2 separate regions of the Homo sapiens genome follow, and region 2 is linked to region 1. Evidence: chromatin contacts called from ENCODE Hi-C or POLR2A ChIA-PET data. All regions are on one chromosome and are shown on one strand. The core of a region is the stretch at or near the end of the contact, and the rest is flanking DNA. Distances in the headings are between cores, read along the strand shown.

What was found. Hi-C counts contacts between places; a loop is a spot of excess contacts on that map. ChIA-PET counts read pairs that join two places held with the same protein, here RNA polymerase II (POLR2A).
Region 2: a map of heart right ventricle shows a loop between it and region 1 (5-fold over the local background). The contact joins the promoter of SMIM41 here to the enhancer-like site in region 1. A Hi-C loop is called at or near these places in 2 of 168 maps with a recorded cell type or tissue (CD8-positive, alpha-beta T cell and heart right ventricle). POLR2A ChIA-PET finds 5 or more read pairs at or near these places in 2 of 52 experiments (H1 and OCI-LY7).

Annotation. Positions count from the first base shown.
Region 1 is chr12:51,428,742-51,432,152 of GRCh38, reverse strand. All of the region lies in intron 1 of SLC4A8 (solute carrier family 4 member 8), which reads right to left. Among named protein-coding and RNA genes, the nearest start is that of SLC4A8-AS1, 5.1 kb to the right of the region's middle. Within about 2 kb of position 1,837, at least 2 of the 41 ENCODE cell types and tissues checked have a DNase peak (open chromatin) inside an H3K27ac peak, as active enhancers do.
Region 2 is chr12:52,078,070-52,081,461 of GRCh38, reverse strand. It overlaps SMIM41 (small integral membrane protein 41), which reads right to left and starts at 1,758. Exons shown (of 3, transcript NM_001369216.1): 1 at 1,281-1,758. The coding sequence starts at 1,682. The coding sequence ends at 1,401.

The DNA.
Region 1 (3,411 bases), core at 588-3,087:
ACAGGCGTGAGCCACCGCGCCTGGCCCATTTCCAAGGTTTCTAATCAGCAAACCGAGGTAATACACTTATATACCTCACATTGTGTTTTACATATGTTGCCTCACTTAATCCTCAAAACAGTTCTAAATTGAGGCTAAGATCTCACAAAAGCTAAGTGAGATAAGAACTCTAATCAAGTCTGTGTTCCTTACTAACATTAGTAAGTCAGTATGCTAAGATTGCCAAAAGCAAAGAACCTCACCATTTAGTCAGATGGACTAATCATGGATTAATGCCCACAGTAAGAATAGCTTAAGATCCACATTATTACCTTCTTAAATCCTTGGCGCTCCAGAACCCTGCACCCCAAACTGCCCTTTACTGACCAGACCTCCAATAGTTCTTCATCTCCTTATTCACTTCCATCTTCCTCTTCATCCAGCAGAGCCTCAGAATGCTGGCCCTTTGGGGAGTCCATCACCAAATCTGACCCACGGGTCCCCAACTCTCCAATGCCCTCAAATACTTTCTTACTGAATGAAAACACCCTATAGCCACAAAAAAAAAATTCCACAAGGACTCATGCAGCTGTTCCAGACTTCCTCTTCTCAGTGGCCATGAGCTCCTGAATACCCATGAGCTTCCCATTCTAACCCTTCAGCAGCCTGCTAGGGGCCTAAAATTCCAAAATGGCTCTGGCTTCTCAGTGATTCTTTTGCTGAACCCCACTTGGAGTCACTCCTGTTCAGTATAGGTTACACTGTGATAGATTAATAGTCCTCTAAAGAGATGCACATCCTAATCCCTAGAGTTTGTGAATATGTTCCCTTATAATGGCAAAGAGGAATTAAGGTTGGAGACGGAGGTAAGGTTGCTAATCAGCTGATCTTACAATAAGGAGATCATCCTAAATTATGAAAACCATTATGTAATCTCAGTGTAATAACAAGGATCCTTAACGTGAAAGAGAGAGACAGAAGACTAGAGTCAGAGAAAAATGTGATGACAAAAGCAGGTTCTGAGAGATGCTATGTTTCTGGCTTTGGAGATGGAGGAAGGGAACTATGAGCCAAGGAATGCAGGCAGTCTCTAGAAGATGGAAAAGGCGAGGAAACAGATCCTCTCCCAGAACCTCCAGAAAGAAACAGTCCCGCCAACACTTTGATTTTAGTCCAGTGAGACCTGTATCAGATTTCTGAACTATAGAACTGTAGGATAAATTTGTGTTTTTTAAGCCATCAAATATGTGGTACTTTGTTATGGCAGAAATTGAAAACCAATACATATATTATGACTTCCTGACTACCAAGACCAGGACCAGTAAACTTGTTACTACCTATGGGAAACAACCAACCTCTCCATTATCTAAGATCTGTTGCTGTTACCTGGCAGCAGATTTAGAATAGACACAATTGCTTTTCTGTGTCCTGATTACTACCATGACCCTGTCTACCCTGCCAAGGCAAACCATGAGCTAAGACGATTATCTACAGATTTTGAAGGAAGTAAATTTGCAGTCCGAATTGTCCCCAGTTCTCTGCTCAAGTCTCTGCTTGACAAGTCTGCCCACATCTCTCCTACTGAAGCTCTCTAGCAGATCTGGGAAAACCAGATAAAAAGAATGCCCACAGGTTCCCCAATTCTCTCACATGGAAAGAATACCTAGTATGTGTGAGGAGAGGGTGGAGGGGTATGTGCAATGTAGTGAGAGGAGAAACTGCTATCTACAGTTGATACTTTTGTTAAATAATATGAGCAAATATTTACTGACTGCTTACCATAAACTGGCTATGACCCTCAGAAAAGTTGACGCACTCCCTGTAGAGCCATTCATTCATTCGCTCAGCAAATATTTACTGAGCTCCAACATGTGCCACAGTCACTGGGCACTAGAATCCAGGTCTCCTTCAGAACTCTTGTCTTAGAGCTTTTTCAGGTCCATCATAAGACATGGGGTGTAACTCTACTCCTATCAGCCATGTTTCTCAATTATCACCCACTTACCAGGGTTTATTATTGTGAAGATTTCTGCAAAATTTTCCATTCTGAGCAGGCCTGATCCACATAAAAGCCTTGGTAATTGCCCAAATTCACTTGCTTCCCCATCCACCATTTTCACCCTCCCTGAACTTTCCTTCAGTCCCCAGCACCACTTGGCTCAAATGCTGAGAGTTCCAATCTCACCAGTTTTCTCTTTCAACACTTCCTTCTGCTTGTTCTGAAAGTGCTTATCAGGAGAACTGTGAAGATACCAGGTGTCCCCAGTTCCAATCCAAAGTAGGGGCTTTCCTTAAAGCTTTCTGACTTCCTTCCTCTATTACTACCCCCTATGAAAAGCTCATTGACTCTTAAAATTTCAATAACCGGCTGGGCGTGGTGGTCATGCCTATAATCCCAGCACTTCAGGAGGCCGAGGGGTGAGGATCGCTTGAGACCAGGGATTCAAGACCAGCCCAGGCAACATAGTGAGACTCTGTCTCTATAAAAATTAAAATAAAAAAAAATAGCTGGACATAGTGGTTCATGTCTGTAGTTCCAGCTACTAGGGAGGCTGAAGTGGAAGGATCACTTGAGCCCAGGAGGTCGACGCTGCAGTGAGCTGAGATCACACCACTGCACTCCAGCCTGGGCAACAGAGTGAGACCCTGTCTCAAAAATAAATAAAAATTCCATAAACACCTTCAGAGATCTCATCAAAATGATGACTAATGTAGGTCTTCATTAACTCATCCTGAATTATACCAATGGCCTCCTAGCTGGCCTCCCTCATTGCAGTCTCTTCCCATCCTGCCTTCCCAAACACTTAGTGAGTGCTTATTCAGAGACAGGTACTGTTATAGGCAACAAAGACACAGCCACAGTAATGCACAGTGATTAAGGGCACATCCTTTGCAGAGATGCAGCCCTGGGTCTGGCAGGGCCACAAGCAACCCTGGCACTTAGAATTACTTAACCTCTCTATGCCTGGCAGAGTAGCTCATGCCTGTAATCCCAGCACTTTGGGAGGCCGAGGCAGGTGGATCACCTGAAGTCAGGAGTTTGAGACCAGCCTGGCCAACATGGTGAAACCCCATCTCTACTAAAAATACAAAAAAATTAGCTAGGGGTGGTGGCAGGCGCCTGTAATCCCAGCTACTCGGGATGCTGAGGCAGGAGAATCACTTGAACCTGGGAGTTGGAGGTTGCAGTGAGCCGAGATCATGCCATTGCACTCCAGCCTGGGCAACAAGAGTGAAACTCCATCTCAAAAAATAAAAAATAAAAATAAAAATAAAAGAATTACTTAACCTCTTTATTATCTTTGTTTTCTCATTTGGAAAACAATAATAAAGTTCCATAATTCTCAGGGTTATAGAGAGCATTAAGTGAGATAATGCATGAAAAACACTTAGCATAGTGCCTGGCACATGGCAAGCATTCAATAAAAGTTA
Region 2 (3,392 bases), core at 509-3,008, 650 kb before region 1:
CTGCCCAGGATTAGTGCCAAATCCTGGGCTGCTGGGCAGGGATCACACGTTGTCGTTAGCTTCGCAGCTGCTTAGCTGCACCTGCCCACACCCTCCCGCTGCCCCTCACAGGCACTCAGCCTGACTCCTTTCTCGGATGGAAACTGGGACCCTGCCCTACCCCAGATAAGCAGGGGAGGGGCTCCAGAATCGGGGGAGGGGGGGCAAGAGAGGCCAAAGTCACCCCTGACAAACACTCCCACCCACAGAAACCCCCAGGGCTCCTAGGTACAAAGCTGAACAGAGGGAAGGAACAGAGAAGGCCTCTCCAGCCCCTGTGGCTCTGTCCCAGGTGGCTTTCGCCTGTAGTTACCTTGTCCTCAGGCCATCCAGGCCCTTCCCTCCAGATGGCTCCTGTCCTTGGAGAGACAGAGGGAGACACCCAGACAGAGCCCCCACAGCTGGAAATCCTCAGCCCCACTTCCCGGAGCAGCGCTCCCGAGGCCCCCCAGCTGCGGGGAACCCTGCCATCCACACCCCCCAACACACACCACACAAAGCTCCTTGCTCTGGGCTACATCTACTCCCCCACCCTTCACCACCCCCTCCCCACGACCTGAGCAGGGTCCAGGGAAGGGCCTTCCACACACCTCCCCATTCCCCAGGGCCACCCAGGCCCCTGGATCTGCCCTCAAACATGACCACACTCCCCTCCCTGTCTCAAGAGGGAGGCCAGGCAAGGAATCTCCCTCAAGCACCCTCCCAGGGAAAAGCCTTCAGGAAGCTGAGGCCAAAGGCTGGAGCCGCCTGCCTGTCTCCTCAGCCCCGTGGAGTGGGCAGTGCTGGGGCCCGCAGAGTTGGGCCTAGGACCTATAGGGGCTGGGGCAGATGCAGACCATGGAGGTGAGGGTGGGGGCTAGGGAAGAAGCCCCCAAAGCACACTGTGGCCTCCAGACTCTCTCCTCTGTCATCCTCCTGCCTCCACAACCACCCCACAGTTACACAGCAGCCTCTGTTCGTAGAAAAAGAACATAAGGCTGGAACACTTAAGATGGGAGGAGGGGGCCAGAGCTGCAGGAGACACAATCCGGGGCGGGGCGGCCTCCTCCTGATCCCGCACACCTGGGTGGGCTGCAGCCCCACCGGCCGTGGACTTACAGAGCTGGGAACCTGAGTCGCTGAAGAGCGACTCATTCTCCAAAGACAGGTGCCTTGCCGCGCCCCAAGAAGCCTCCTCAGTAAGGAAGCTACTGTAGCCCCCCGAACCCCCGCGCCCACACTCCTGCTACCCTCCCTCTCACCTGTGTGGGGCGCGCCGCTTCGGGTAAGGGGTCGGGACCGCAGCAGCCGTCGGGCATGCTCCGGACCGCTCGGAGTCAGGGGCTGCCTGGAGGCCGCGACCACCGAGCGCAGCCGGGCGCCTAGGAGTCGTCGTCGCCGTCCTCTCCGCTGGCACTGCCCGGCTCGGGCTCGCGGGACGCGCGCTGCTCGCGGGTCAGCAGCGCTGTCAGGCCCTGGGCGCGGAGGAGGAGGCCGCCGCCCAGGAACAGGACCCCGCAAAGCACCAGCAGGGACAGCACGCCGAGCACCACCGCCTGCACCGCGCGCGGCCCCTCGGGGGGCTCCGGCGGCGACGCCGACTGGTTACAGCAGGAGCTCAGCCAGGCGGCCTGAGCCGCGGCGCCCGCCTGAGAGCCGTTCATGCTCCAGCGCCGGCTGCCCAGATGTGGCGGGATCGCCAGATGTGCAGGAGCCCAGACTGGCGGGCGGGCCGGCGGCTGCGTCGGGGAGGGAACCAAGGGGCGGACCCCAGGCGCCCTACGCCCCTACCCCTTGCGCAGAGCGCTCGGGCACTTCCTAGACAAAGAGCTCCAGCCGTTGTGGCTACGGCCCTTTCTCCATAGGCCCGGACTCCGGGCCTGCTGTATTTCTTCTCATCCCCAAGGCCCACAGGCACCCCCATGCAAGTCCAGTCAGCCAAAACCAGGAGCCCTGTCCCCAAGAGTCCCTCCCCTTCGCAAAGTGGGCCAAGAGGTACACCTGGGCAGAGCCCTGAGAAGATCCTCAGACCCCATCCCAGCTGCAGGCTGGGGTGCTGCCCCTCTGAGCAGGACACAAGACAAAGGTGATTGTCCCCATTCTTGGGCTTTTTATCCCTAGACCAAAGTTCTATGCTGCTAGGTGGCCCAGGTGGCTGCTGAGCCAGGAGGCACACGGGCAGCCATAAGGGTGAGTGAGTCCCACCCTTCCTCGTCCATCATCCCCTTCAGAAGCCTCCTAGGGCTGGACAAGCAGGCCAATGCCTCCTCCACACTCCACAGCAGGGAGACATTCAGGTACAGCAGAGCAGAGCAGAGCATGGGGAATTTAAGGCCCACCCCCACTCCTTTTCTCAGGCCCCATAGGCCAAGGAGAGTCACATTTACAGACCAATGGGAGAGCACAGATTTGATCCACCAGGACTGCAGTCCTGACCCTGGATAAATTAGTCCCCCACTTCAGAAAATCGCAATGCCATAAGGGAAGGGAATGTTACTGTCCCATCTACTAGGGTAGCCCATTGCCAGCTAGGTGTCCCACAGCCAAGCCAGGGTGGGAGAGTGGAGCAGAGTCCAGCTGCAGAAAAGCAGAAAGACTGGAAAAGTGGACAGAGAAGCAAGACCCTCCTGCCAGGTCTACCAAAAAATTCTGTAGCAAGCCTTGAGTCCTCTTCTAAAAAATAAAGTCACTGCCAGTCAACCACCTGTACCAGTCCCCTCAGAAGGGATTAGATTAGCTGATGGCTGTCTGGTAGGAAAACAGGAAGAGTCCCCAGACTGCAGCAGGCCAAGTGGGGGGTCACATGCTATCAAGGACTTGCTAGAAATTGGCCTTCTTCAACTATAAACCCCCCTCCTGAGTCCTCCAACTCTCTGATGCCCCAGAGATCAAGAGTAGAAACATCACGTGGCCAAGGGTGACTCGGAATGGGAAAAGCGCATTCCAAGTGCAAACACTTCCTGGTCATCCTGACTACCTACCCTGCTCCAGGACCATGGACAAGACCCCCCACTCCCACCCCATTTCTCCCTCAGCATCCCTCCCTACACACAATTCATTTAGTCTGGTTAGAACTGGCCCAGAAGCAGCCAAAAAGCATTGTAAAACATGGACTGTATTGATGAGAGCATAGCACACAATGGGGGCTTGAGTATGGGGGTACAGAAATGAATGTGAGTTACCGAGGCAATGGCAAGGGCCAGCCCAAGCTGGAAGAAGTGTCACCAGATGCCGGATAGTCTCAAGCTGGCCAATGTGTCTCCAGACATGACCCACATCAAATGACCTTTCTGGTGCACATGGGGATCTATGTGCTCTATGAAGACAGAGAAGATACTCTCTGGGGCCATGGTGAAGCAAGACCAGACAACATA